Regions from separate parts of the Homo sapiens genome. Here region 1 is linked to region 2. Evidence: chromatin loops called from intact Hi-C (ENCODE). Cell type or tissue: endothelial cell of umbilical vein. All regions are shown on one strand. Each heading gives the region's core, and the rest is flanking DNA. Links, peaks and the distances in the headings are about the cores only. Region 1 has its middle 71 kb from the start of TAMM41. Region 2 has its middle 20 kb from the start of VGLL4.

Evidence for each region. Peaks named below come from ENCODE experiments on the same cell type or tissue, not always from the same donor. Only the 100,000 strongest peaks of a DNase experiment are listed, where the experiment ranks them.
Region 1: a loop joins it to region 2, with 4 times the contacts of the local background. A loop is called at or near these places in 3 of 110 quality-filtered maps.

What each region holds. Positions count from the first base shown.
Region 1 is chr3:11,768,204-11,783,801 of GRCh38, forward strand. It overlaps a transcript of TAMM41 not described here. Among named protein-coding and RNA genes, the nearest start is that of TAMM41, 71 kb to the right of the region's middle. RefSeq lists an enhancer at 6,152-6,446. In endothelial cell of umbilical vein, for the core only: a CTCF peak has its summit at 6,269 (motif pointing right); DNase peaks (open chromatin) are centred at 2,438 and 6,268.
Region 2 is chr3:11,655,861-11,671,458 of GRCh38, forward strand. It overlaps a transcript of VGLL4 not described here. Among named protein-coding and RNA genes, the nearest start is that of VGLL4, 20 kb to the left of the region's middle. In endothelial cell of umbilical vein, for the core only: a CTCF peak has its summit at 6,736; a DNase peak (open chromatin) is centred at 6,131; H3K27ac peaks cover 785 bases.

The DNA of each region.
Region 1 (15,598 bases), core at 2,411-10,410, 110 kb after region 2:
TCAGGTCACTGCAACCTCTGCCTCCAGGGCTCAAGCAATCCTCTCACCTCTGTCTCCTGAGTAGCTGGGACTACATGCATGTGCCAGCATACTAGGCTAATTTTAAAAATTATTTGTAGAGATGGGGTCTCCCTATATTGCCCAGGCTGGTCTCAAACTCCTGGGTTCAAGTAATCCTCCTGCCTTAGCCTCCCAAAGTGTTTGGATTACAGGCGTGAGCCACTGCACCCAGCCAAATCCTTTTTAAAGTCGTGAATGTACTTGATGACAAAGTGAATGTGACAAGGTATTTCCCACAATTTTATGTTAGAATAGAAGAAAAACATATGTTTTATGCAATTACATACTCACTCATTCATTTTCCAAGTACCTATGCTATTCCAGACACCAGGAAATTTAGAGAAGAAGGAGAAACCAGTTAGTTGATTATCAGAAATGGCATAGACAAGATGTTATAGTCCTCCTGGCACTTTTGTAACAGTCTGCTTCTGACTTATCCAAATGGTTCAGCTCCATTCCTGGCAGGGCAGAAAAGGCAATGAGACAAGGTTCCTGATTTCCAGTAGCTCACTATCTAGTGGGAGAGAGAAACACATAAATATGTCATTGCGGTCGCAGATGGTTATCTACCCACAGAGCTTAGGAGCACAGTGGAGGGAGCAGGTAATTCTGCTAGGCACCTAGAAGGGGTGCAGGAGGAGGTGACATTTGAATTTGGTCTTAAGAGATATTCAGACATTTGACAGATGGTGAAAGGAGAAGGACATTCTAGCCATCAGGCACGGCCTGGTCAAGGGCATGGCTGAGGATGTGAGAGCCGAGGGTGAGCAGAGACAGAGGGTGGAGGGGAGGAGTGGAAGGGAGTGGACCACGTCATGAAGAGCCTCACTAAGGAGCATCCATCTACAAACAGTCTCACTCTGCGCCCAGGCTGGAGTGCTGTGGTGTGATCTTGGCTCACTGCAACCTCTAACCTGACGGGTTCAAGCGATTCTCCTGCGTCAGCCTCCTGAGTAGCTGGGATTACAGGTGTGTGCCACCACGCACAGCTAATTTTTGTATTTTTAGTAAAGATGGGGTTTCACCATGTTGGCCAGACTTGTCTTGAACTCCTAACCTCAAATAATCCATCTGCCTTGGCCTCCCAAGAGATTTTTTTTTTTTTTTTTTTTGTAAGCAGAAGAGTGGTGTGGTTCGATCTGAGGTTTAAGAGATCACTCACAGGCAGCCAGTTGGATGGATTAAGGGGTCAGCAGGCCAAAGGGTAAATATTTGTGGCCTTGTGGACCACACAGTCTTTGTTACAACTTCTCAACTCTGCTGCTGTAGTGTGAAAGCAGCCATAAGACAATACATTTAAGTATTTCATTTAAGAAAGAACCCGGCTGTGTTCTAATGCACATGTATTTACAAAGCCAGGAGGTATGGATCTGTCCTGAGGACCATCATTTACCAACTCCTATATTAGACTAAGGTGGGAATGAAGGCAAGGAGACCACTGACTATGTGGAAATTCTCTCATGAATGGAGAAAATCAGAATGGGGTGAGGGAAGTGCAACCAAGGCAGAGGGTATCTTTCAGCCTCAAGAGGAGTCAGGTCCTCTACCTCGGCTGTGCTGGAAAGTGTGACTACACGCCTCACGGCCCAGCTCGCATTTCCTACAAAGCAGGCAGAACACCTAGTTATGCAAAGAGCATCACTCACAGCCACTGCAGCCACCTGGGAGGTGTGGAGCTTCTATCTGTGACAAGCCTGCCAAGGAACTCACAGGCCCAGGCAAGGAGAAGCCTAGAAAACAAGGTAGAAAGTCTTGGAAAAGCCTCATTTGGTCTGCGATGTAAGAAAACTTGATTCCAGTTAATTGAGGTAAAGAAGAATTGGTTCAATCTCATAGAATCCACAGGGGAGATGTGTGATTGGTCCCGCACTCTAAGAGCTGGAGAGCGAGAAGCAGGTGCCTCTTCTGGCCTCTGTGGGGCTGCACAGACTCTGTCTCCGTCTCTTCTGCAAAATTGGCATCCATGTGTGGACTGCTCATCAGTCAGTGTGGGGTGGAGACACAGAGAAAGTTCAGGAGTACATAAGTGGCCCCATAAAAACATGCACCCTACCACTACCCTGGAGGGCAGCTGACCGGGGGTGTCTGGTCCAGCCTCTCTAACAACTCCTGCACCTCTCTGTCCAAGCCCCTTCCCCTTGCTGGGCAAAATAAAGGGGGCAGTTTCGATCACTGGCTCTCAACTGGGATTTCTCCCAAAGTAGTAATGAGGTCGACTTGCAAGCATTTTTGGCTTTCAAAAAGCCATTTAAAATGCTCTGCTTGCTGATGAAAGCTGTGGTTTCTTTGCTCTCGGCTACGATTCTGTCAACTCAGGGTAGTAACACTGCTGAGCGCGTGCTGATCTGAAGCTCTGATTGGCTGCTGGTGACATAATAGGAAGGTCAGGAACGATTGGCTGGCAGCTGAGACCGGCTGAGCCACATACCAGGAAGGTGTGTTGGGCGTGAACAGAGCACGCTTAGAGCAGGAACAGAAGTACGAGCGACAGCCTACCAACATCCTTCAAGCATGGGGGCAGGGGAGGCATGTGTTAAATAACAGAGTCTTCAAGATAGTGAAAACTATGCATCATTTCTAGGGTCCTCTTTTGTGTAGCTCCTGTCTCCCCCTAGTCCCAGGTGTCTCTCCCCAGAGGGCTGGAGGGCCAGGCCAGGCTCGCAGACAAGTGGGTACATGTACCCCCTTCACTCCCAGTTCCCTCCTCTCTGCCCAGACCTGCTCTCCGCAGCCCTGAGGCGGGCAGCTGGTCCACCCTTCTCCCCTGCAGTTCTCTCTAGGCTTAGGACCCAGGTCCCTCCCTGCTCTAGGTGGTCTGGATGTCAGCATCTCAAGCTGCGGCCTCAGGCAGCAACAGGCACGCCCTTTATGAATTATCTGAGCAGAGCACAGCCACAGTGGGAGGAATAAAAATAACAAGAAACACAAAAGGTGCCTCCTTGAACAGGAAGAGACACTAGGGATGGGGGACTGGCTCACCTGGTGAGTCACCCTGCGTTCCCTCTTCTTGGCTGGCTATCAAAAGAGAAGAGAACACAGGCAATAACCTGTGGCCTCCAGGGACGGGCTGGGCGTTTTAGAAAGGCCCTGGGTTTGCAGAAGAGAACAGCACGCATGGTGGGGAGGCTGCTGGAGGTTGGGATTCTACGTCTGGCTCATGGCAAACCTGATGGATGACTTTGGGCTCTTTTCAGAGTCTCTGTTGCCTCATTTGTTTGTTTGTTTTTGAGACGGATTATTTATTTATTTGAGTCGGAGTTTTGCTTTTTGTCGCCCAGGCTGGAGTACAGTGGCCAGATTTGTTTGTTTGTTTTTGAGATGGATTATTTATTTTTGAGACAGAGTTTAGCTCTTTGTTGCCCAGGCTGGAGTGCAGTGGTGTGATCTCTGCTCACTGCAACCTCCGCCTCCCAGGTTCAAGCGATTCTCCTGTCTCAGCCTCCCAAGTAGCTGGGATTACAGGCGCCCGCCACCACGCCCGGCTAATTTTTGTATTTTTAGTAGAGATGGGGTTTCACCATGTTTGCCAGGCTGGTATCAAACTCCTGACCTCAGGTGATCGACCCACCTCGGCCTCCCAAAGTGTTGGGATTACAGGCGTGAGCCACCACGCCCGGCCTGTTTATTTATTTTTAATTTTAAAAAGTTTATATATTTAAGGGGTACAGGTTCATTTTTCTTACATGTGTATATTGTGTAGTGGTGTACCCATCATCACCCAAATAGTGAACACTTTACCCAACAGGTGATTTTCCAACCCTCACCCCCTCCCACTTTTTATAGTCTCCAGTGTCTGTTTTTCTTTTTCTTTTTTTCTTTTTTTTTGAGACAGAATCGCTCTCTGTTGCCTAGGCTGGAGTGCAGTTGTGCAATCTCAGCTCACTGTAAACTCCACCTCCCAGGTTCATGCCATTCTCCTGCCTCAGCCTCCGGACTAGCTGGGACTACAGGCGCCTGCCACCACAGCTGGCTAATTTTTTTTTTTTTTTTTGTAGTTTTAGTAGAGACGGGCTTTCACCGTGTTAGCCAGGATGGTCTTCATCTCCTGACCTCGTGATCCGCCCTCCTTGGCCTCCCAAAGTGCTGGGATGGCAGGCGTGAGCCACCGTGCCCAGCCCAGTGTCTGTTTTTCTACTCTGTGTGTTCATATGTACCTATTGTTTAGCTGTCACAAGTGACAACAAGCGGTATCTAGCTGTTTCGGAGTTATTTCACTTAGGATAATGGCCTCCAGTTCCATGTTGCTGCAAAAGACGTGATTTCATTCTTTTTTTTAATGGCTGAGTATATCCATGGTGTGTGTATGTATCACATTTTCTTTATCTGATCCTTGGTTGATGGACAGTATATCTGTGCGATTGTGAACAGTGCTGTCATAAACACATGAGTGCATGCATCTTTTCCCTTTGGGTAGATACCCAGTAAAGGGATTGGAGTCTAATGGTAGTTCTATTTTTAGTTCTTTGAGAAATCCCCATAATGTTTTTCATAGAGTTGTCCTCCTTTATTAAGCCTCCTATTCAGGGTGAGGCACTGTGCCAGGGGCTCTACATACATTGATGCTAATCTTGAGAATCATCCTGCCAAGTAGGGTCTTTATCGTCTCCATCTTAAAGAACAGGAGGCAGTTCCGAGAGATTAAGTAACTTGCCTGCTGTCACACGGTATACTCTTGATTCAAACTCAGGTCTTTCTTTCTCTCTCTTTTTTTGGAATGGAGTCTAGCTCTGTTGCCCAGGTTGGAGTGCAGTGGTGCGATCACAGCTCACTGCAACCTTCGCCTCCCGGGTTCAAGCAATTCTCCTGCCTCATCCTCCCGAGTAGCTGGGATTACAGGCACACACCACCATGTCCAGCTAATTTTTATATTTTTAGTAGAGTTGGGGTTTCACCATATGGGACAGGCTGGTCTCAAACTCCTAACCTCAAGTGATTCACCTGCCTCAGCTTCCCAAAGTGCTGGGATTACAGGTGTGAGCCACCATCCCTGGCCAAACCCAGGTCTTTTTGATTCCAAAGCCCCCAAGTATTGCTTATTTTATTTTTGATTTGCTTAAAAAAAAAAAAGCTAGTTAATGACTAGCACTTTGTGAACTATTTTTCTCCCAACATTTTTAATTTTTTATAAAATTTAAAAAATAGAGGTGGGGTCTCGCTATTTTGGCCAGGTTGGTCTTGAACTCCTGGCCTCAAACAGTCCTCTTGCCTTGGCTTCCAAAAGTGCTAGGATTACAGGCGTGAGCCACCGTGCCCAGCCCCACCCCGACATTTTCTTTTTTGACTACCATCAAGTACTAGCAGAACATCCAGACCTGTTGGCAAACAAGCAGTAATGGAGACACTTGGAAACTTGACCCTGAGTAGCTCAACAGCTTGTTTTCTCCATGAGCCAGTAGGCTTCTAGCTGTGATTTCATTAATTTATAACAGTATGCACATTTAATTAAGCAGAATGTTTCTTGCCCAACCTAGATGCTAAATCCATCAATGTGTTATGAGCTAAATTGTGGTTCATACAATGAGAAATAGAAAAGTCAGTGTTGGGGGCCGGGTGCGGTGGCTCAGCCTGTAATCCCAGCACTTTGGGAAGCTGAGGTGGGTGGATCACCTGAGGTCAGGAGTTCAAGACCAGCCTGGCCAACATGGCGAAACCTCGTCTCTACTAAAAATACAAAAATTAGCAGGGCATGGTGGTGCATGCCTGTAATCCCAGTTACTTGGGAGGCTGAGGCAGGAGAATCACTTGAACCAGGAAGGAGAGGTTGCAGTGAGCCAAGATCATGCCACTGTACTCCAGCCTGGGAGACAGAGCAAGACTCCATCTCAAAAAAACCAAAACAAAACAAACAAAAAAGAAAAGTCAGTGTTTCATCATCTTATGCAAAGGAAGCTATAATTTCCAGGTGTTCTGCCACCTACAACAGGTTTGAGCACTCTTGTTCTCCGACTCTATGAACGCACACTTTGTGCACAGGAAAACTTCCTGGATAAAACAGAGCCAGGCAGAGCTCTCTCACCACTGTAGAATGAAAGTTGCTTTCTTTGCTTCCTTGGGAATCAGAAAGGTGCTCTGCCCCTTTCTATGTGCACCTGGAAAGTTCTCCATCAAACCAAGCTGACAGGGAGGCTCTCCAGCCTGCCAATAAGAGCAGTGACTGAGTGCCAGAGGGACTGTTACCTAGATGGCCAGGCTAGCCCAAGATGGACAGAAGAGGGAGCACTTTCCGTAAAACAGCCACATGTCACAGGCCCCAGCTGCCGCCTGCAATCCTCTGGCTCCCAAGACTGCCCAGGGCCCTACTGCTCTCCCTGGGAGGTTTGTCTTGGTCTATTTGGGTTGCTATAACAAAATGCCATAGACTGGGTGGCTTATAAACAACAGAAATGTATTTCTCAGTCTGCAGGCTGGGAAGTCTGAGATCAAGGCACTGGCAGATTCAGTGTCTAGTGAGGGCTTTCTGGTTCATAGATGGCCACTTCTCATTGCAACTTCACATAGAAGAAGGAAGAAAGGATCTCCCTGGGTCTTGCTGATAGTGTCCTAATCTGCCCTCATGACCTAATAAATTCCCAAATCCTCATCTCCTAATACCATCACATTGAAAGCATTTTTTTTTTTTTTTTGAGACGGAGTCTCGCTTTGTTACCCAGGCTGGAGTGCAGTGGTGCGATCTCGGCTTACCGCAATCTCCGCCCCCCAGGTTCAAGTGATTCTCCTGCCCTCAGCCTCCTGAGTAGCTGGGATTACAGGCGGCTGCCACCGTGCCCGGCTAATTTTTGTATTTTTAGTAGAGATGGCGTTTCACCATCTTGGCCAGGCTGGTTTGAACTCCTGACCTCGTGATCCACCCCCTCAGCCTCCCAAAGTGCTGGGATTACAGGCATGAGCCACCGCGCCTGGCCTTTTTTAATATTAAGATGCATTATTTTTGTACAGGCATTTTTTTTGGTTGGGGGACACACAAATTCAGACCATAGCAAGGTTCCAGCCATAAGCCAGAATACTTTCCTTATAACTATCACTGAAGGACCACTGGTCAGCCCCCACGTTTGCCAGGCTTTGGGGCCCTAGTCCCCCTCTTCCTGTCACATTCCCCGCCACCACCCTGGTGATTTCCGAAACCCATGTGAACAACTTACCCCTCGACTGTCTTTCAGGACAGTGTTACAATTTCACCAAGGTGGCCAGGACCTAGCCATTCTGCAGTCACATCTCCAACACTTGTGTGCAAATGGTTATAGATTTAGAGAGATGTGTGTGCTGAGTTTAAATAAAGTCACGCCACTGCACTGGTGGAAGTAACTTAACTCAGATTCAGATACAATCATTATTTACTGAGCTCCTAATGTGAGCTGGGTGTGACCATCTCTGTCGTCCCATTTGATCCTAAAGATAACCGTTTGCGCAGCATTATTCACAATAGCCAAGATATGGAAACAACCTAAGCGTCTGTTGACAGATGAACAGATCAAGAAAACGTGGGGTGTGTTTATGTATATATACAGCCATGCACTGCATGCCTGCCGATGTTTCAGTGATGGACCACAGACACAACAGTGGTCCCATAAGATTATAATACCGTATTCTTACTGAACTGTTTCTTTTTTAAGAGAAGTGTGTGTGTGTGAGATCAGAATTTCAGTGTCCCCATGAACTCAGTACATTCTACACTTGTCTTCCAGCTGTTTGCAAATGTTTTTCTTTTGGTTGGTAATTTTTTTAGAAATAGATCTTTTATTTTTTAATTAATTAATTTTTTTTTTTTTTTGAGATGGAGTCTCGCTCTGTTGCCCAGGCTAGAGTGCAGTGGCCTGATCTTGGCTCACTGCAAGCTCCGCCTCCCAGGTTCATGCCATTCTCCTGCCTCAGCCTCCCGAGTAGCTGGGACTACAGGCGCCCGCCACCACGCCCGGCTAATTTTTTGTATTTTTTTTTTAGTAGAGATGGGGTTTCACCGTGTTAGCCAGGATGGTCTTGATCTCCTGACCTCATGATCCGCCCACCTCGGCCTCCCAAAGTGTTGGGATTATAGGTGTGAGCCACCGCGCCCGGCCATTTAAAATTTTTTTTTTAGAGACAGGGTCTCACTATGTTGCTCAGGCTGGCTTTGAATTCATGAACTGAAGCAATCCTTCTGCTTCGGCCTCCAAAGTAGGTGGGACTACAGATGTGGACCACTGTGCCTGACTTACTGTACCTTTGCTATGTGTGGACATGTCTAGACACACAGTGCTCACCACTGTGTTAACAACTGCCTCGGTATTCAGCACAGTAACCTGCTGTACAGGTTTGTGGCCTCGGAGCAGTAGGCCATCCCATGTAGCCTAGGTGTGCAGTGGTAGGTTAAGCCATCTAGGTTTCTGTAAGTGCACTCTATGACGCTCACGAGAAGAAAATTGCCTGACAACGCATTTCTCAGAGGGTATCCCTGTCATTAAGTGACACGTGACTGCAGAGACAGACCATCCAGGACTTAACGCTCTTTCGACTTTACGATGAATTGATGGGGACGCAGCCCCATTGTAAGTCAAGGAGCCTGCAAACATTATTTCACCATAAAAGAGAAAGAAATCTTGCCATTTGCGACAACATGGATGAAACATTGGAGACATTATGCTTAGTAAAATAAACCAGATATGGAAAGACAAAGACTGTGTGATCTCACTTCTGTGTGGAATCTGAAAGCATCAAACTCATAAACACAGTAGAATCGTAGTTCCTAGGGGTCAGGTGGAATGGGAAGATTTTGGTGAAAGGGTACAAACATTCAGTTCTGGGGATCTAATCTACAGCATGGTGACTACATTTAAAAATAATGTATTGTCTACTTGAAATTTGCTAAGAGAGTAGCTCCTAAGTGTTCTCACCACACAGACAAAAATGGTAACTATGTGAGGATATGGGTATGCTAATTAACTTGATTGTGGTGATCTTTTCACAATGTATACATACATCAAATCATGAGATTGTATACCTTAAATACATATAATTTTTTTTGTCAACTATACTTCAATAAAGCCGGAAGAGGAAAAAAAGGTAACTATTTGAGCTTTTGCTTCTTCAATTAGAGCTAATCCAGCTAAAAAATGGTTTGGGCATTTCCAAAAAGGAGTTGAGGTACTACTAAATGACGTCAGGATTAATGTTTTAACCAACCAAGAAGCAGCATTGAAAAACTTTCTAACAGCTTCGTTGAGATATAATTTACATACCATAGAATTCAGCCATTTAAAGTGTACAGTTCAGCAGGCCGGGTGCGGTGGCTCACGCCTGTAATCCCAACACTTTGGGAGGCCTAGGCAGGTGGATCATTTGCGATCCAGAGTTCGAGACCAGCCTGGCCAACATGGTGAAACTCTGTCTCTACTAAAAATACAAAAATTAGCCGGGTGTGGCAGTGTGCACCTATAATCCCAGCTACTCGGGAGGCTGAGGCAGGAGAATCTCTTGAACCCGGGAGGCGGAGGCTGAAGTGAGCCAAGATCCTGCCACTGCACTCCAGCCTGGGTGAGGGAACGAGATTCCATCTCAAAAAAGAAAAAAAGTGTAAATTCAGCGTTTTTATTTATAGAGTTGTACCGCCATCATACAGTTTTAGAACATTCCCATTAACCTAAAAAGAAAACTTCCCAATTCTTAGCTTCACTCCTAAGCCCCCAAGCCCCCCATTACCCACTTCCGGCCCTCAGCAGCCACAAATCTACATCGTGTCTCGGTACATCTGGCTATCCTGGCATTTCATGTAAGTGACATCGTATAGTATGTGGTCTTTTGTGTGAGGCTTCTTCCATTTGGCATCATGTTTTCGAGGCTCATCCGTGTCACAGTCTGCATCAGTATTTCACTCTTTTTTATTGTCGGTTAACAGTCCACTGTCCAGTTTTTGTGTGGACATATATTTTCATTTCTCTTGGGTATATATACCTGGGAGTAGAATTTCTCGGTTATATGAGAACTCTATGTTTTTTTTTCCTTTTTAGAGACAGGGTCTCGTTCTGTCACCCAGGCTGGAGTGCAGTGGTGCGATCACAGCTCACAGCAAACCTCCAACTCCTAGGCTTGTCAAGTGATCCTCCTGCTTCAGCCTCTCAAGTAGCTGGGGCTACAGGCACACATACCAAACCCAGATAATTTTTAAATTTTTTGTAGACACAGGGTCTTGCTATGTTGCCCAGTCTCAAACTCCTGGGCTCAAGCAATGGCCCACCTCTGTGTCCCAGGAACTCTATATTTAACCACTTGAGGAACTGACAGTTTCCTCAGCAACTGCCCCACTTCACATTCCCATTAGCAGCCCATGAGGGCTCCACTGTCTTCATGTCTCTGTAAAATAACACTTGTTTTTTTGTCCTTTTTTTTTCTCCTTTAATCTCTTTTTTGGAAAAAACATCGGAAAATGACTATGTGTCTTTTTTATTTAGCCTTCCTAGTGGGTGTGAGGTGGTATCTCATTGTGATTTGATTTGCATTTCCCTGATGATGAGTGATGTTGGGCACCTTCTCGTGTTTATTGGCCATTCGTGTATCTTTTTTGGAGAAGTGTGTGTTCAGATCCTTTGCCTATTTTTAATAAGGTTGTCTTTATATCCTAGTTATAAGTGCCTTATCAGATACATGATTTACAAATATTTTTTTCCCATTCTTTAGGTTAGCCTTTCACTTTTTTGAGGGCGTCTGCTATGCTACGGTTTGGATGTCTGTCCCCTCCAAAGCTAATATTGAAATTTGATGCCCAACGTTGGAAATGGGGCCTAATAGGAGGTGTCTGGGTCATGGGGGCAGGTCCCTAATGAATAGATTAATGCCCTCCCTCAGTGGTGAGTTCTCACTCTGTTAGTTCCTGTGAGAGCAGGTTGTTCAAAAGAGCCTGGCACCCGCCTTTTCCAGCTCTCTCTCGGGCCATGTGACCTCTACACACTGGTTCCCCCTTCCCCATCTGCCATGAGTGGGGGCAGCGTGAGGCCCTCACCAGATGCAGATGCCCAATCTTGAACTTTCCAGCCATCAGAATCACGAGCCAAATAAACCTTTACTCTTTACAAATTAAAGGGAGAGCAAAGAGAGGAGGAGGAAGGTGCCAGGCTCCTTTTAATTGCCAGGTCGTGCAGGAACTATGAGTGAGAACTCACTCACTCCAGTGAGAATGGTAAAGCTTTTCATGAGAGAGCCAGCCCCATGACCAACACACCTCTTACCAGGCCCTACCTCCAACACCGAGGATCCAAGTTCAACATGAGATTTGGAGGGGACAAATGTCCGAACTATACAGTCACCATCCATCTCCTGTGACTTGACCCCTGCTCTCCGTGTTTTCCTCTGATTACCTCTCAGGTTTGTTTGTTCTCTTCATGCTGGTGTTTGTTGTTGGTGTGCCCTTGGGTCTCTTCTCTGTGCTCCACAGACTTCCTGAGAGATCCTCATTCACTCCCATGGTGTCTTTAGTCACTATCTATTAGCTGCCAATTCTCACATTTCCATTTCCAGCTCCAGACCTGGGGAGCCAACTGTTTACTCAACATCTTCCACAGACATTCCAAACGCAGCATGTTCAGACCCGAATTCATCACCATCCTCCTGCTATCCCCAAATGTGCCCCTCCTCCTGGATCCCCAGCTGAGGAAACAGGCATACCATTCTCCCATTTGTGCCAGCGGGAGCCTTGGCAAGCCCTTCTCCATAGTCAGTCATCAAGTTGTACTGAGTCCACTTCCTAGACATCACTTCAATCTGTCCCTTTTGGTCCATTCTCAGTGATCCTGCCCTGGACCACCATCATCTCTCAACTAGATGACTACAGTCTTCCCCTTTCTAGTCTATTCTCCATAGTGCAGCCACACTGATGTTTGTAAAATGCAAATCCACTTTTGACACTCTCTAGCTCAAAAATCCCTGGCTGGCTCTCCATTGCTCTGGGGATAACAATGAACAGACTAACAAGAATTTTAAGACCTTTCACGATCTGGCCTCAGTCATTTCTCCAGCCTCACTCCTGCACAGTATATGTCTGGCACTTTATTCATCTTGAACTAACTTTAGTTCCCTCAACACACTGTGTTCTCTTCATTTAGGGCTTTTGAATATCCATAGTCCTATGTCTGGAATACTCTTCCTTCTCCTCTGGCTAACCCCTACTTGTTCTTAAAGTAACAGGCTAGACATCACTTGCTGCTTCCCTCCAGATTGGGAGAACACCAAGTGACTGAAAGACAGTTTAGTCAAGAGGTTAAGAGGGAGGGCTTTGGAACCTGATGGCCCGGTTTGGGATCCAGGCTGTCCTGTTAGTTTTCTGTGCCTCTGTTTCCTCATGCATGTAATAGGGAATAATAAGAGTCCCTGTTACATAAGGCTGTGGTGAGCATTAAATGAATAAATATATAGAAAGTGCTTAGAAGAGTGCCTGGCACACTGTAATGGCTCAACCAGTTTCCTGTCACTTTGAGGTATCTCTATAGTTACCCTATAGTTACCCCTGTAATTAAGTACTTATCAGAGAAATCTAATTCACAATTTACTTTACTTTTCTGCATTGTAAGATCCTTAGAATTGGGACAACTCTCCAGGGCTCCAGCTCTTGGTATGCAGAGGGCATTTATGAAATTTTTGTTAAATACTTGACTAAATCAGTGAATGAATGAACTTCTGTTCACAGCATTGATCGCTTCTCACCTTGCATTATGAGAGTGGATTTTATCTTCTCTATTTGATTTACTGTAAGCTTACTGAGGCAGCACCACAGCACCGTCATCTTGGCATATCCCATCTCCTCCAACCAACACTGTCTGGGAACATTTTATTCCTGTAATTCAACTAATACCAGTTGAACTAAAGCCTCCTCTCTGGGAATAGGCTTTAGACTTCTCCTGCTTTTCATCTGCCACGTCCTGTCATCCTCTTCTATGTAACCCACTGCAACCTGGAATTTTAGGGACTTTCTTGTATCTGTAGCTCAGTTGTCACAGTAGGACAGTTATACAAGGAGTTGGGGACAGTGAAATTCAAGTTAGTTAGGAGCTAAATTTAGGCAGATGTCCTGTAGTGTTTGGAAAGAATGATGGGCTCAGACGTTTTGTTCTTCCTGATCTCAGAAATGCTACTGAAGCTCTTAGCCCTGTTATAATTTACCCATATGTGGGGTGGGTAGAACAGCATGCTGAAGCGAAAGGGGAATTAAGTAAAAAGTAAGAGACCCGGTCAGGTGCGGTGGCTCACACCTGTAATCCCAGCACTTTGGGAGGCCAAGGCTGGTGGATCACCTGAGGTCAGGAGTTCGAGAGCAGCCTGGCCAACATGGCAAAACCCCATCTCTACTAAAAATACGAAAATTAGCCAAGCATGGTGGTGCACATCTGGAATCCCAGCTACTCAGGAGGCTGAGGCAGGAGAATTGCTTGAACCTGGGAGGTGGAGGTTGCAGTGAGCCAAGATCATACCACTACACTCCAGCCTGGGTGAAAAAGTGGGACTCCATCTCAAAATAATAATAATAATAATAATAATAATAATAATAATAATAATAATCATACAAATAAGAGACCCAGGTTTTTGTCCCAGTCGTCAACAAATTGGTGTGACCTTGGAAGTCACAGCCTGCCTGGGTTGACTCATCCCACCGGTAAGGTGAAGGAGTTTAGATGGTTTTAAAGTTTCCTATTAATTCTGACATATCATGCATGTATCATCTCTTCTGATGTAGCTCATTCTAGGAAGGAATTTTCTATGGTCCCACTTCATCTCAGAAGGAACAGAGAAAAGAAAGCAATGACACCAGGTGTCTTTAGCTGCATGGCCAGTGATGGCTGAAAATAATCATGGGTCAGATCACCTGGATACACATGGAGAGAACAACCCACATCCTGCAGGCATGGCCCAAAGATGGGGTGTGATACTGGAAAGTGAATGCATTTTTGAGTCATACAGAACTGAATTCAAATCCCACTATGGGGCTAAATTAACCTCTGTAATCCTGTTTTCTTGGTTGTAAAATTTTTTTTTAAAAGTTGGGCTGGGTGTGGTGGCTCACACCTGTAGTCCTAGCACTTTAAGAGGCCAAGGTGGATGGATCACTTGAGCCCAGCAGCTCAAGACCAGCCTAGGCAACATGGTGAAACCCCATCTCTACTAAAAACACAAAAAATTAGCCAGGGGTGGTGGTGCGTGCCCATAGTCTCAGTTACTTGGGAGGCTAAGGTGGTAGGATGGCCTGAGCCCAGGAAGTCAGGGCTGCAGTAAGCTGAGATTGTGCCACTGCACTCCGGCCTGGGTGACAGAATGAGACCCTGTCTCAAAAAAAAAAAAAAAGAAAAAAAAAGTGGGATCGTATCTACGTTGTAGGAGTAGGATAAGGATTAAGTGAGGCTGTTTACATATTACACCTTCTATAAATCATAGGCCTTCCATAAACCTTAGGTTTTCTCCATTTTTATACAGTCCACTAGTTCAAAGTACTTTCACAGATAATGGCCTGTGCCTGTGAAACTTTAGTTTACTCCTTTATTCCTCCCCACACGGTTGGAGTTTGGGGCATGGACTTTTCTGTGGGTTCAAGCTCAGTGATTTTTTGGTGGGACAGAGTGCCTGAGTCAATGAGCATCTTCCCTTAGTTTAATGCAGCATCTGATGAGATTCAGTCCTGTGTGTCCTCTAGCTCACTGAGGGTGTTTTGGAGGGACAGGGCTCAGGTAGGACTCGGAGCTTGAAGACTCACTGCAATGGAGAGCCTCAAAGGAGTAAGGATCCATGATTCAGCTGGAGCTGCAGACCAGGCCTCTGGCCATGGAGACCCTCAGCAACCCCGAGGGTGCTGGACAAGAGCTTCTCCTTTCTAAAGTCCTGCTTATGTGCCAGAGTATAAAAGAATCTCACTGAGCACATGGCTATTTTGACTCTCATTTAGTGGTCACTTGGGCTCTGATATTATTGCACTTGTGGGCAGAGGCAGCTCATCAGTGCTGGGCTTTCTTGCATTTATGGTTTTGCCAAACCACTTTTTCTCCAGTCTCCCAGGGACTGATGATTTTGGAGCACAGTGAGGAAACTCAACCATCAGCTCCAAACATCACCTGGCTCAACCATAAAGCCCAACATCACCTGGCTAATCTGTGACAGAGCTGACCTGGGGGGTATGACTAGCCACCTTTGGTCACCAAATCCAAAGCTTTTCCCAGGATCACCTGGCTAATAAAGGGAAATGTTAGGATTAGAAGCCAGGGCAAGCAACCTGGAGACAAGCTCTCTTTTAGGAATCAGACTTTTCATGAGATAGTTGTAAATTCTGAAACAATGTTTTAAGGAATTCTAGCCACAAATCAGGACGATGTCATTTGCCAGGCATTGTTTAGTCAACTGGTTATTTTTATAAGTGAGTATAAGATTCATAACTCCAAGAGACAGTTATCAAATGGCAGTAATATCAACAATAACAGCTACCATTTACTGGGCACCTATTGTGTGCTTAGCTGTGGTATGGTATAGAGAAACACCTGCCCATGATGACTGAGCAGTGGTTAAGAGCACTGAGACCGGATTCAGACCATTCAAA
Region 2 (15,598 bases), core at 3,026-11,025:
TTCACATCCGTGCTGTTTTGCCTTATCATTGTTTCCCCAGCACCTAACACAAAGCCTGACACTGGTGGGTGACCACTAAACATTTCTTGAAAGAACAAATGGGAAGGGAGAGCTCCAGAATCTAAGCTGGGAACAGAGGAAAGCGAGAAGCCTAAAAGAAGGAGCGAACTGAAGAATGAAGGAAGTCAGGAGGGAGCGCAGGTGCACAGCTTTGTGATGCTCTGCGTGGTTACAATAAAGAGATGATCAAAGTATGATTTCCTGAAGCACATGGTCTATTGCCATACAAAGGCTCATGATCCCTAAGGAGGGGAGAATAATGAGAACAGGCCTACCAGGGAGCACACACGACAGACGAGGTCCATTCACCACACAGGGAGTGCTTCCCAAATATTAAAGTCCAGTTGCTCACTTAGGATGGAAGCAGGCCTCTGTGGAAAGTGACATCTGATTAAGTTTGAGGTGTGCCTTTTATATGAGTGGTTCTCTCCAGAGATGGTGTCCAACACAGGGAGGGATCCACGGTGACATATAAGGCCCCCGGAGGCTAGAGGAGTTCCCAGGGGTGCTGGTGTTGGCAGGGCCTTTAGGCTGGAAGGCTAACAGGCTAGGAGCACCTGAGCTGGGGATCTTTGCAGAAGGGGCTGGCAGAGCTCAGCCTGCTGTGGCTAAGCCCTCAACGTATCTGTCAAACTCTAGAGCTGAGATGTCCACTGGGGTGCAGTAGCTGAGGTCAGTAACTCCTATAGGGTCTGACAGTGTGTGGTGTCGCATTCTCGAGGGGAGGGAGAGCACACCCCAAGTTCTCACCACAGCAAAGCAGGCCACTCGCATAGCAAGCCAGGTAAGCACTGGGAGTCACTTCAAAGCTCCATACCATGTGAGAACCAGGGATGGCTTTGAGAAAGAACTAGGTTTCTAGCCAGGCTCTGAGGACTAGCCACAATCCAGGCTCTCAGAGAAGCAAGATGACTGTGACCCCAGCAACAACGAAGCACGGCCCTGGTCAGGCATTCAGATGCCAGGAAAGAGAAGAGGGGGTCTGGAAAGGAAGGACTGACCCGAGGAGGAGAGGACTGTCCTAAGAGCGTCTGCAGGGAGGCTGGGAGTAGGCAGCAAGGAGGTAAGGAAGGCCAGCCTGGAGCTGAGAGCAGTGACGGGCCTCCCAAGCTGAGCCCTCTGTACTCTTCACACTGCTTTCTAGCAAAAAGAGCACTGGATACAGAGTCAGAAAAATCCAGTTCCCAGGCCATAACCTTTGCTAGCCATGCAATCTTCATCAAGTGATTCCACCTCTCTAAGCTTGGATGTCCATCTCGGCAGCCTCTGTGTTGTCTGCCCGAGCCCTAAAATCCAAGGACTCCGATCATTCCTCTTTTCCCTCTCCACTCTTCCCCACCCAACCACAGGCCGCCATTCACTGCAATCTCAAGACAGAATGTCATGTTTTATAGAATACACGACGGTAACTGGTATTTCTAGGAGGGTTGGCTCCTGGGTTTATGCTGTTTTTCTTACAAATGTGGCAAGCAAATGAGAGCTTCACCTCCCAAGACAAAAAAATAAAAAAGAGACATTTTAATCTTAACAATGGGCATGAAGAATACTGTTTGGCTCATTTTCCTGCTGGTATGAATTAACAATAACAATTACAGGGAACAATGGTGAGAGGATCTTAACTAACCCAAAGTTCTCTGTGTCTCTGGAGAGAACACTGAGGCAAAACAGCTGCTAACTAGGAGGAATCTGGCTTTCTCTTCCGTAAAATGAAGAGATCTAAAACTCCTGGCTGTCACTAGTTCTAGGTGAGTCTGGCTACTAGAGGGTTAAGGAGACTAACCCTTTCACCCATAAAAGTTTCAGGTGTAATCCTATTACTTTGGAATGGCTAGCAGTGTTCTACGAAACTATTCAAGGATTAAGGTTAGAGAATGCCTGTGCCCTATGGTACAGGCTGCCATAAAGAAAATTATGATCCTAGATGCAGTGATGCCAATTTACATGGTATCTACATAAATGATTCTTCCAGCTCCCTCTTCTCCATTTTCTCAGTAAAACAAGTTTTTTGTTAGTTTTTCTTCTTGAGACAGGGTCTTGCTCTGTTGCCCAGGCTGTAGTGCAGTGGTATGAACCCAGCTCACTGCAGCCTCAACCTCCGGGACTTTAAAAAAGGCGATCCTCCAACCTCTCAGTCTCCGGAGCAGCTGATACTACAAATGTGCACCACCACACCTGGCTAATTTTTGTATTTTTTTGTAGAGATTGTGTCTGGCCACGTTGCCCAGGCTGGACTGGAACTCCTGGGCTCAAGCGACCCACCTGCCTTGGCCTCCCAAAGTGCTGGGATTACAGACGTGAGCCACCATGCCCGGCTAAAACAAGTTTTTAAGAGGGAGAGAAATGAGCAAATACAGCATTGCACCTGCACGTTCAGGACTGTCTACTCCCCAAAGCAATAATCAAACTACCATATTTTATTTATAGCTGCTCTCAAGGCACAACTGCTTCCAAAGTACAAGCTAGAACATTTCTAGTTTGGTCTGGAACCACAAAGGAAAGGTACACCAACATGCTGTACCTTGGAAAGCTGACCTGTAAAACGGAAGCCTTCTTCGTAATATTTAACCAAACACAGGGCCTGACACCTTCCAGTCCTCTTCTGACAGATCACTGCAATATGTTTGCTGTTTTAATATCATGATTAATTAAAGAGCCAGCTGACAATTTTACAAACTAGGAAGGACACAGAGGAAACAGAATACGCGAACTATTCCTGGATCTTTCCTTTTATCCAGCCGGCATGTGGCACGCTATTCTTCATGAGTGAGAAAATCCATGCCCTAAATTCTCACTCATAAATGCATATTTAGTTAATATTGAACAAAAAGAAAATAGTCCAAATAATTTGTCAGATATGCACTTATAAAACGCACTGAGTCAATGAATGCAAAAATATTTTGAAGAGCCAAAAAGTGCTATCAGCTGCTAATAGAAGACACTAGACAAAGTACAGCATCTAGAATTGTTTTTATTGAGAGAAGAATTTTGCTGAGCCCAGAAGCAGAAACATCCAACATAGGTACCTAACACCACACACATACAGCACCTCCAGGCGTCAGGCACAACTATCCTGCCCAGAGTCATGATACAGGTGAACACCTAGAAGTTAAACCCAATATATATACAATTTCCATGCCTCTAAGAATTATTTACTTGTGTCTGGGACCCTAGACATACAGCAAGCAAGGCATTCAAACAACATGAATAGAGTGCCACGTTAACGAAGATCTCACTCCACTGGCCCAGAAGGGATTGGGATCCAAAGATGAGTAAGACACAGTCCCTGTCCTTGAAGAGTATATCACAGAGGGCAGAACATAAGACCTACAAACAAACAATAGAAGGCAGAGGGAGGACAAATCCTATTTTCTTTTTTTTTTTCTGTTTTCTTTTCTTTTTCTTTTTCTTTTTTTTTTTTTTTTTTTTTTGAGACAGAGTTTTGCTCTTATTGCCCAGGCTGGAGTGCAATGGTGTGATCTCGGCTCACCGCAACCTCCACCTCCCGGGTTCAAGCAATTCTCCTGCCTCAGCCTCCCGAGTAGCTGGGATTAGAGGCATGCACCACCACGCCCAGCTAATTTTGTATTTTTCAGTAGAGACGGGGTTTCTCCATGTTGGTCAGGCTGGTTCTTGAACTCCTGACCTTGGGTGATCCCCCCCGGCTCGGCCTCCCAAAGTGCTGGAACTACAGGCGTGAGCCACCACGCCCAGCTTCAAATCCTATTTTGAAGGGACTTGGGGATTTCATAAAAAAAGTGGCATTGGCATGGGCCCTTAAAAGAACAAGATCTCAAAGCAGGTTTGAGGAATGCGGCATTCTAAACACAGTACTTCAGTAGACACAAACAAAGTATTTGCTATAACCCATTGATTATTGCATGAGCAGATTAAGTGAATTTTAACTGATTACTAAGAACAAGAGTTCCGTAAACTGTAAAACTATTTAAAATTTCCCATCTTGGCCGGGCGCGGTGGCTCACGCCTATAATCCCAGCACTTTGGGAGGCCGAGACTAGTGGATCATGAGGTCAGGAGATTGAGACATCCTGGCTAACACGGTGAAACCCTGTCTCTACTAAAAAATATAAAGAATTAGCCGGGCGTGGTGGTGGGCACCTGTAGTCCCAGCTACTCAGGAGGCTGAGGCAGGAGAATGGTGTGAACCCGGGAGGCGGAGCTTGCAGTGAGTGGAGATCGCGCCACTGCACTCCAGCCTGGGCGACAGAGCGAGACTCCATCTCAAAAAAAAAAAAAAAATTTCCCATCCTGCCAGCCAGCAGTTAGCTAGAAGCAGGTTCTGATCTTGGTTCTGCCACAGACTGGCTGCGTGAGTTTAGGCGTGTTACAGAATCTCTCTGATCTACTTCTGCATCTTTGAAAAATTTGGATAATGATACAGCCTGACCATTCTCCTTTGATCATACCACTTTTCTCATGGCATTTAATATGGCCTACTATAATTACACATGGCTTTATCTCCCCTGTAGACCAAACCAAGAGCTCCTGAGGGCAAAGGCCTTTGCTTATTTACTCTGAAACGCAGCCCAGTGCTAGCTGTGCTAGCAGACACATTGTCAATGCCAGCTTCTACCCTTTCTGTTGGATTCCCACTTGCTATGAAAATCCTTTCCTTTGTTCTACAAAGTACACTGTTCTTCAAATCATGAAGTAACCCAGTTTCAAAATTTTAGTTTTACTTTGTAAGTTTCAGCATATCTCTATCCCAGTATGGTGGGGTTTCTTGTTGTTGTTGTTTTTGTTTTGTTTTGTTTTTAATATTGTAAATGTTATAGGTTTCAAAGATTATCTATTTGGGAACTTGGGCATAAACTCAACATATATACTTCTCATGCTTCCAAGTACTGGAAGCATGTGGAATCTGAGTGGAAAAATCATTTAAATTTAGCTTTAAAAATTAAAAAATTAAATAACGTTGGGATCCAAAGGAAAGACTCTTAAACTTTATGTTAACTGAACTTTCATTTCGGCCTTGTTTCCAATAGATTGAGAAAAAGATTGAATACCAAACAGCAACAAAAGCAGCCCATGATGCATTTCAGTGTCATCAGGGTGGCTGTGGGGCTGAATTGTAGGATTATGATAGCCAAAATTCTTTACAAAACTGAACACTACCCTGCTAGTTGATCGATTCAAACACAAAGTGTGAGCAGCAGTCAAAATTCCTTCTGTCCTAGAGAGAAGAAATGCCCTCAGGATGGAGGGCTGGAAAGAAAGCTCTCTGAGGCGGCTGACTGCAATGAAGGTTGCCAGTGCCCCCCGACTCCACCCCAGCTCCTCCCAGTCACAACCACTCAGCAGGCTGGTAACGCAGAAAGAACGATCCACATTGAAAACTGAGTCATCATGAGAAAGGCTCCATCACAGACAATGCAAATAAGGTACAGGACAAAGGAAGGAAAGGAATATTGCCAAGAAAAGGTCAATGAAGACACACCAGACAGCCAGAGAGATTATGCTGGAAAGAATTGGAAAGTTATGAACCAACATTTTTCCTTTTATTTATTTATTTATTTATTTATTTATCTATTTATTTATTTATTTATTTTTGAGAGGAAGTCTTATTCTATTGCCCAGGCTGGAGTGCAGTGGCATGATCCTGGCTCACTGCAACCTTTGCCTCCTGGGTTCAAGCGATTCTCCTGCCTCAGCCTCCTGGAGTAGCTGGGACTACAGGTGTCCACCACCACGCCCAGCTAATTTTTGTGTTTTTAGTAGAGATGGGGTTTTGCCGTGTTGGCCATGCTGGTCTCCAATCCCTGACCTCAGGTGATCTGCCCGCCTCGGCTTCCCAAAGTGCTGAGATTACAGGTGTGAGCCACTGCGCCCAGCCTGAACCAATATTTCTCTATGAGACTTTAAAAAATAGGCATAGCCTCCCTGAAACAGGAACTCAAATAAGAAACAGGACAACAAGGGGAGATTAAAAGATAGCAAAGTTCAGGGAAGAAATGAAGTTCAAGAAGAGTGAGGCAATCCCGGAAACGGATGCCGCACTAAACAGCAATAAAGGAAGTGGAGACACTGATGGAAACACAACCAAATATATGGAGGACACATTCCAGAAAATCCCAGTGATTGGCTCAAGAAGGAGCACATGACTCACAGACATTAGCTGCAGACTTTCTGGAACAAAGCCCAAGAAAGCTATCAGAAGAAACATTCTCCCTGGCTAACATTATGTCGCCAGCTGCTACCACGGTGGAAGTCAGCCCAAAGACAGGGCCACATAACAAGAAAACCCCAAGAGAAATGAAGGCAGAACCTGAGAACACCATGATCCTCTGAGTCAAACTGCACCCGAAGCCCACCAGACCTTCAGACTTTTCAGCTATGTGAATCACTAAATTCCTTTTATTTTAAAAAATTCATTAGAATAAGTTTTCCATTACTGGCAATTGAAAGCTTCTTGATACACTTAAGAACAGCTGAAATGAAAAAAGCAAAATGTTCGTAATTCTAAAACAATACATTGGGAAGGCAAACAACTGAAAAATTATTCAAAACAGGAGAATGTAGTAAGGTGGCTTATTATAAAATGGATTTATCAAAATCCAATATGAAAACAACATTTTATGTGCAGTAGGCACAATCCAATGGCCAACTCAAAATATACTCCCAATTCCCTTCTCCCACTGCCTCCACTAGAGGGACTGAGAAAGCTGAATGCTCTCTATTCCACAATTTCTCCTAACTAGGAGTGCCATGTAATACGGATCTGGCCAATGAGACAGGAACAGAAGTCTGCTTTGAGCTTCTGGGAAAGTTTTTGCTTTTCTTAATTAAAAAAGGCCAGATATGGCTCATGATATCTCATTTTCTCTCTCCTTGTCTTACTGCCTGGAATGCAAATGTGATGCCTGGAGATAAGGCAGCCATTTTGTGACTGTGACATGAAAAGCAGGAGAAGGCTACAAAATAAACAACAGTGATTACCTCAGAAAAACTAGGAACTTGAGATGGGAGGGACTTTCTTCACAAACCGAGTTTTCTTTTTTTAAAAAACACATTTTATAACATAAACTAGGAAATAAAATTATTTTGGAAATATAAAGGAAAGATTATTAGGGTTTGCTTGCAGTAGTTAGGAGGTTTCTGAGAGGGGAAGAGTAAAAGTTGGGAAAGCGAGGCAGCAGAGTAAAAGGTGATCAAGCTATGAAAACAACATGAGCCAGGAGTTTACTGAAGCAGAGTTTTTCAAAGTAGAAAGCAGTAGAATATACGAGTGAAAAGATAAAGGGGGCTGGAGGATGAGGATAAGCCAGACAGAAATCAGACCTGACTCTACAGTGATGGACACTCCTGAATAGTCCCTAGAGGTTCCTTTTTAGCAGGGCCGGGGAAGTGGTACAATAAAAACAAAGTTTGAAGTCCAGGATACAGAATAAGTTGGCGTTTAAAGCTAAAGAAAACAGAAGTGAAAATCAGAACAAATTCATCCAATTCAGTTCTCAAGATTTCAAGATTAAAACTGCAACATTTAACTGTAAGAATCCTAGGCAAGGCGCGGTGGCTCACGCCTGCGATACCAGCACTTAGGGAGGCCGAGGCAGGCAAATCACCTGAGGTCAGGAGTTTGAACCAGCCTGGCCAACATGGCAAAACCTTGTCTCTACTAAAAATACAAAAATTAGCCAGGCGTGGTGGTGGGCACCTGTAATCCCAGCTACTTGGGAGGCTGAGGCGGGAGAATAGCTTGAACCTGGAACACAGTGGTTGCAGTAAGCCGAGATCATGCCACTGCACTCCAGCCTGGGTGACAGAGCAAGGCTCCACCTCAAAATAAAAAAGTAAAATAAAATAAAGAAAGAATTTTATTGCTGTACACACTGAAGGGTTTGGACGGTTCTGTTATTACATACTTTCTTTACATATCCTTGTTTCTGAAGTAAGCAAAACAATGGAATTTAATTTCTCTATGCTGTAAGAAAACACATTTGTCATTTCTTTTTACATTTCATTAAAAGTAATGGCAAAAAACACAATTACTGTTGCACCAACCTAATACAATGTAATGTAAAAAGAAATGTAGGCTGGGCGCAGTGGCTCACAGCTGTAACCCCAGCATTTTGGGAGTCCAAGGCGGGAGGATCACCTGAGGTAAGGAGTTCCAGACCAGCCTGGCCAAATCTCTACTAAAAACACAAAAATTAGCCGGGCATGCTGGTGCACACCTATAATTCCAGCTACTTGGGAGGCTGAGGCAGGAGAATAGCTTGAACCCGGGAGGCGGAGGTTGCAGTGAGCCCAGATCGCACCACTGCACTCCAGCCTGGGCGACAGATCAAGAGTCCGTCTCAAAAAGAGAAAAATAAAAAAGAAATGCAGCTGCAAATAGAACAGAAGCTGGACACAGACTGGTCCCTGGAAGGAAGGCAACCAGAGTCCAGTGCACTACTTTTGGATAGGGAGGTAATCAAGAGAGCACTCTATGGGGAGTCCAAAGACCTGGACTCTGGTTTCAAGTCTACCTCTAGCTCCCATGTGGCCCTGGGCAATCACCTCTGCTTTCTGAAGCTCAGCATGCTCGTCTGTAAAATAAGGGAATTGGACCAAAAATTCGCTACAGTCCTTTTCAATTCTAAATTCTGTGAATAGTTTACTTCAGCCTTGGAGCTGGCAGGGACGGTGGCTGAGAGAAGAATCTGGGGACCAGGGCTGGAGAATCAGGGCTGAATAACGTGGGACTGTGCAGTAAGGGGTCACCCATGAAACCTGGAGTGTGTATCCATCTAATAACACCATTTACATTCTTGAATATTCCGGAAGTCCTACACTTAGGAAGAGGTACTACCAAATTCCCTATTTGCCCTGAATATGGGGACACATAAGAGCTATAGTAACTATAAAACATGTTTTATAGATCTTTTTTAAAATTGTGTAATTAGTGCCTTAATATGTATGACAAAGAGTAAAAATTCATCCAGCACGCCATGATCTTCAGCCAATTCATACCAGTAACTAGTGATCAGGCATCCCAATTTTCTTTTCTCTATTTTTTTTTTTGAGATAAGGTCTGGCTCTATCACCCAGGCTGGAGTGCAGCAGCAACTACTAGAGATTGTCTTAAATGTCTCTAGTTAATTTCTAAATCATTTTGATTAATTCCAAAATAAAGTTCCAAATGCTGTTCACCAAAATGAAAGCAATTTGAATATTTTTCTTTTTTTTTTTTTTTTTTTTTTTTTTTTTTGAGACGGAGTCTCGCTCTGTCACCCAGGCTGCAGTGCAGTGGCGCCATCTCGGCTCACTGCAAGCTCCGCCTCCTGGGTTCACGCCATTCTCCTGCCTCAGCCTCCCGAGTAGCTGGGACTACAGGCGCCTGCCACCACGCCTGGCTAATTTTTTGTATTTTTAGTAGAGACGGGGTTTCACCGTGTTAGCCAGGATGGTCTCGATCTCCTGACCTCGTGATCCGCCAGCCTCGGCCTCCCAAAGTGCTGGGATTACAGGCCTGAGCCACCGCGCCCGGCCAAACATCTTAATCCACTCTAAAAAGTCCCCCATATTGAAATCCCAACATGCCTTCATACACCTGCAGCTTCACCAAAGCAACTTCACACTGTGCTGCCAGCCACAGCCTGAGGCTGAGTGACTCCGGAGTGGCAGAAAGAGCCTGCTGAGCAGCTGTGGGGGAAGAGGGCATCCAGCATTGCTCCCTGCAAAGGAAGCCAAGTCCTGACCATGCCTGAAGGCGCCTGACAAAGTCTCCACAGAACACCACGGCCAGGAGAGGCTGTGACAGCACTCATTCATTCAGCATATATTTACTGATCACCTCCCAGGTGCCAGGCACTGTGCTAGGCACTGGAGATTCCACAGTCAACAAAATGAGACAAAACTCCCTCTTTTCGTGAGCTGCACATTCTAGTGTATGTGAAAGACAAATGAGAGAAATCAAAATAAAGCAGGAAAGTGCAAGCAAGGCACAGGTAGGGGCAAGAGACAAGGAAGGCTGCTCTGAGAAGGTGCCTCTGAGTGACGACAGGAAGGGAGGACACAATCCCCGAGGATTAGAAAGTTCATTCTGGGCCGGGCGCGGTGGCTCACGCCTGTAATCCCAACACTTTGGGAGGCCGAGGCGGGCGGATCACGAGGTCAGGAGATCGAGACCATCCTGGCTAACACAGTGAAACCCCGTCTCTACTAAAAATACAAAAAAAATTAGCCAGGCATGGTAGTGGGCGCCTGTAGTCCCAGCTACTTGGGAGGCTGAGGCAGGAGAGTGGCGTGAACCCGGGAGGCGGAGCTTGCAGTGAGCCGAGATGTGCCGCTGCACTCCAGCCTGGGTGAGAGCGAGACTGCGCCTCAAAAAAAAAAAAAAAAAGAAAGTTCATTCTGTGCTGCGGGAAAGCACATGCAAAGGCCCCGAGGCAGGAGGAGGCCAGCGTGACTTACAGGTCATGGAAGAGCCACAGTTCTTATCTCTGCATGAGATGGGAAGCTCCTGGAGGGCTTCCGAACAGAGCATGGCCAGAATCTGAGTTCCCATTTTAAAGGCCCACTCCAGCACCAGCGTGGAGAACAGAGAGAAAGGAGATGGAGTTAGAAACGGGAAAGCAGCTATCTGTGGACTAGGGTGCTAGTCACAGTGATGGCAAAAAGTGATCAGATGTGAGATATATCTGAAGGCAGAACAAACAGAATTTGCTAGCAGACAGTTTGAGATGTGAGAGAAACAGAATCGAGGATGACTGTAAACTTTCTGGGCTCCATAAAAGACAAATGCATATCTGGACATAATTACTACTCACACTGGACACAGGCTTGGAAATCCAGAGCCAAAGACATTCTGTAAACACCAAAAGGGCATCTCTAAGGACCTGAAAACCTACAGGCTTCTAAGGCTCCTTAAAACTCCAACCTTACAAAGAAATTCACTGTAATAAGTAGTTACTTACAAAACATGAATGCTACAACCCTCCTCTGTGCTCCCCTCCACTCCGGTGTGCATGCGCTCTCCTATCTGCGGCGCCTGCTCTCAGGTTCCCCCTCTCCAGCCTCCTTCCTGACTCCGCTTCCTCATTCCACACACCTTGATGCAGATCTTCTCCAAAGATCTAGCCTCATTTGCCCTTTCTTCTATCTCTACAGTCTTTCACTCAGCAATCTCAATCACTTCCAGCAACCATCTCTTCAAAGAAAAAGACCCCATAAATTTCTATCTCTGGCCTCTTTGCACCACAGGTTGAGAATTCAAATTACATCCTTGATGCTAGTAGTGCAGATGCCTGCCGCATCTCAAACTCACAAAGCCCTACACTGAGACTCCAATCTTCCCATCTCTTTGGCTAAAGCCAGGGGCTTATGACTGAGTGACAGGTTACAGAGCTTGGGCTTCATTCCATAGGTTAACATGGTGCAAAATACGATTGCTGAGCTTTGCAATGATCTGTCCTTATCTTTCCTTCTGAACGTTCATACATGTTATCTGTTTAACCTCTTTAGCATGTCACCTTCTACCTTTATATTACGTACCTTTATATTAGGTAAATTGTGACATATACTATTTACATATTGACATATAGTATATGCTATGATCATTTATCATATACCATTTATCTGCATGTTTTATCTTACCTATTAGGCTATATCACCATTTAGGACCTATTGGATTTACCTTTACATAACTTCTGTGTACTACCAGTGTACAGGTGCTGCCCATAGAAAGGCCTCAATAAACATTTGTTTGATACAAAACACATGTGTAGAAGACCATGGAAAGCGACCAAACATCAAAGCCATCTCATTACAAATTTCTTCAAAAGGTGCTTCCTTTAAAACTCCCCCAGTATCATTATCCCTTGGGTTACATTTTCTTTGTTCTACAATTAACAAACGTTCCTTACAAATAGAGAACCTTTCTGACTCATTTCATGAGGGTCTCAAATTTCTATCTTCTTCTTTTTTTTTTTTTTTTTTTTTTTTTTTTTGAGATGGTGTCTCACTCTGCTGCCCAGGCTAGAGTGAAGTGGCGTGATCTCAGCTCACTGTAACCTCCGCCTCCCGGGTTCAAGCATTTCTCCTGCCTCAGCCTCCCAAGTAGGTGGGATTACAGGCACACACCACCACGCCTGGCTAATTTTTGTATTTTTTTGTAGAGACCGGGTTTCACCATGTTGCCCAGGCTGGTCTTGAACTCCTAGCCTCAAGTGATCTGCCTGCCTTGGCCTCCCAAAGTGCTGGGATTACAGATGTGAGCCACAAATCCAGCCTCAAATTCCTATCTTCAAGCCACAGGAAACAACTCATTTCTTCAAGATATAAATAAATAAATAAATAAAGAGCAAACAAACCCCAAGACTAGTATTTTGGAGGGAGACAGAATTTCAAATGTCAAAACAACTTTGCTCTCATCTTCTGAGATGCCCTTTAGGGTAACCATTTTTTCTAAATGCATCATGCTTACTATTGCTTGTGGAAATTTGCTTATTCAAATGATCCAATCCCTTCTCCTTGCTACTAAAAGTGCAGCCACCTACCAGCAGCATCAGTGGCAGCTGGGAGCTTGTCACAAATGCAAACTAACGAGCCCTATCCCAGACATACTGAGTCAGACTCTTTGGGGCCCAGGAATCTTAATTTAACAAGATCTCTGGGTAAACGTTTGAGAAGGACAGGCCTATCCCATGGCCAGAGTTACCTTTCGAAAACCCATCTCAACGTGTCATCAGAAACCTTCAATGGCCACAGTATAAAGTCCAAGCCTCTGCAGAAAGTGAAGGATCTTATCATTTAATTGCCACAATCTTCCCATTAAGTCAATCAGCATGTGTTGACCACCTGCTCACACGCCAGGCTCTCTTGCACGTTTGGAGAAGATAGCAGTGAACTTGGCTGACAGCCCTGCTCTCATGGAACTTACCTTCTCAGAGGGAAACTGACCTCAGAACTCATCTCCCAACTAACCATCCCATTACCTGTGTTCTACTCACACTGCTGTCTTCACCCTTCTCCAAGTACATCCACACATTTTACATTTCATGCCAGGGTTCGTGCTGTTTCAAACTCAATACCAACCAGGCTGAAATCATCCTCCTTACTCTGGGCTTCTGCTCGTCCTCTAACACAGCAAAGGCTGCATCCCTAGACTGTGATTCATATTTAAATGTCTTTTTCTCCTCTGCTGGGCAGTGTGAGCCTCAGGGGCAGAACCATAGATCCTTCATCCTTGTATACGTGGCACCTAGCCACATGGCTTAGAATAAATAGCATTTAATTAAATATTCTTAAAAATACAACTCAGGGATAGAATTTTGGCAGTGTTCAAAATGCTTCCTTTGGAAATCTTTAAATTTTCCTCTAAAGCCGGTGTGGTGGTGAGAGCCTGTACTCCCAGCTCAGGAGAAAGCCAGGAGGATCCTTGAGCCCAGGAGTTCAAGGTTGTGATGAGCTGTGACGCCACTGCACTCCAGCCTGTGCGACAGAGTAAGACCCCGCCTCTAAAAAAAGAAGAAAGTTTTCCTCTAAAGTCTAAGACCTTCTTTTTTAATGATATTCATTTAAATAGTGGAAAATATCCTTTGACAGTATAATTACAATTTTGGCAATGGTCTAATAAATGGTGTAAGAGGGTGATGAAGATGGGCAATGCAACTGCTATTCTAAAACGAACTTTAAATATTAATAGAACTCATTATTTTGGTACATTTTATGACTGAAGGCAACTCCAAAAATGTCTTGCACAGTGACAGCCTCACTGTAATATTTTTATTCTAGAGTAAGGAATTAGAATAACTTTTTTTTTTTTCATTTTATAGACACAGGGTATCGCTCTATAGCCCAGGCTGGAGAACAATGGTGTGATCACAGCTCATTATAGCCTCGACCTCCTGGTCCCAAGAAATCCTCCCATCTCAGCCTCCTGAATAGCTGGGACTACAGGGCACACACCACCATGTACTGCTAATTTTTTAATTTTTTGTAGAGATAGGGCAAGATTCCTGGCCTCGAGTGATCTTCTTGCCTTGGCCTCCCAAAGTGCTAAGATTACAGGCTTGAGCCACCACACCCAGCTAGAATATCACTCTTTTCAATGTTTCAATTCTGCCATGCTTTGGTAAAACTAAACAGAATCCCTCTTCCAGCAGGTAAATCTTCTGTTAAGACAATCATTCATGTTTTCAAGAATGCATTATGTATGGGAGGAGGGTGCGGGGAACATGTCTGTTTCTAAAACAAAAAAAAAAAAAGCAAGAATATTCAGATGCGGATGGGCTACCGTAAGTCTTCCCTATCATCCTCCCTTTTTCTACGCCCCTCCCACAACTTGGCACTTGAGGCACCTCCAGTGTTCCCTGGAAGACATTCAAAAGCAAAATAAATAATGGAAAGAAAACTGAAGTCTACGTTGGAAAACCTTTGTCCTAATCCCAAACGTTATGACCTCAGGAAAGTACTTCTACTGTCTGCACCTCAGTTTCTTAAAAGGAAAGCTGAGGTTCCTTCCAGTTTAAAATGCTAGCACTTTCGAATGTTTTCGTCTCTAGAGATGAGAGAACATGCCAATTCACCTGCGTCCCAACAGCCCTTTTGGGAGGTATGCACGCAGCTCTACTTAAGATTTGATTGAATGAAGTCACACACCATTAAACATTTTCAACATTCCTATCCTAAATATGCCTTCATTTTTGCATTACATATAAGTAATATAACCAATAGCTATAGTAAACATTACTGAGGCTTTCTTTTTTTTAAGACAAAAATAAGTAAATGTCTATACTGACTTCCCATACTGTCTTTGGAACCCACTGATTGAGAGACCAGTATCCTGCCTGGATATTAATGGGCACCTGCCACATAAAAGAGAGAGTGGTGGGCCAGGCACAGTGACTCACGCCTGCAATCCCAGCACTTTGGGAGGCTGAGGCTGGCGGATCACCTGAGGTCAGGAGTTTGAGACCAGCCTGGCCAACATGATGAAACCCCACCTCTACTAAAAATACAAAATTAGCAAGGTGTGGTGGCGCATGCCTGTAATTGCAGCTACTCGGGAGGCTGAGGCAGAAGAATTGCTTGAACCCAGGAGGCAGAGGTTGCAGTGAGCTGAGATCGTGCCATTGCACTCCAGCCTGGACGACAGAGATTCCGTCTCAAAAATAAATTTTAAAAAGGAGAGGGTGGTGCATTAAGGAGAGTCGACAGCAGCTGCCCCCGTCCTTAAGACCACAGTCAGGACTCAAGCACAAAAAGTGTTTTCATGAAGTAATGAGGCTTTAGATAAACATACCACACTTTTCTTTGCAATACTATTTTGCAAATTAATTAATTTCAATTAAGAAATGTCAATTAAGAAAATGTGAAAATCAAAAGAACATTTTTACCATGGTGCAGACCTGGATGTCTCCAACTTTTGAGTGCACAGGACTCAGGGATTTTGTCAAAATGCGTATTCTCAGTCATCAGTTCCGCAGCGAGGACTACGATTCTGCATTTCTAACAAGTTCCCAGGTGACGCTGTGGGCCACATGTAAGTAACAAAGAGGTAGAAAACACAGTTGTCCCTCAGTATTCGCCGGGG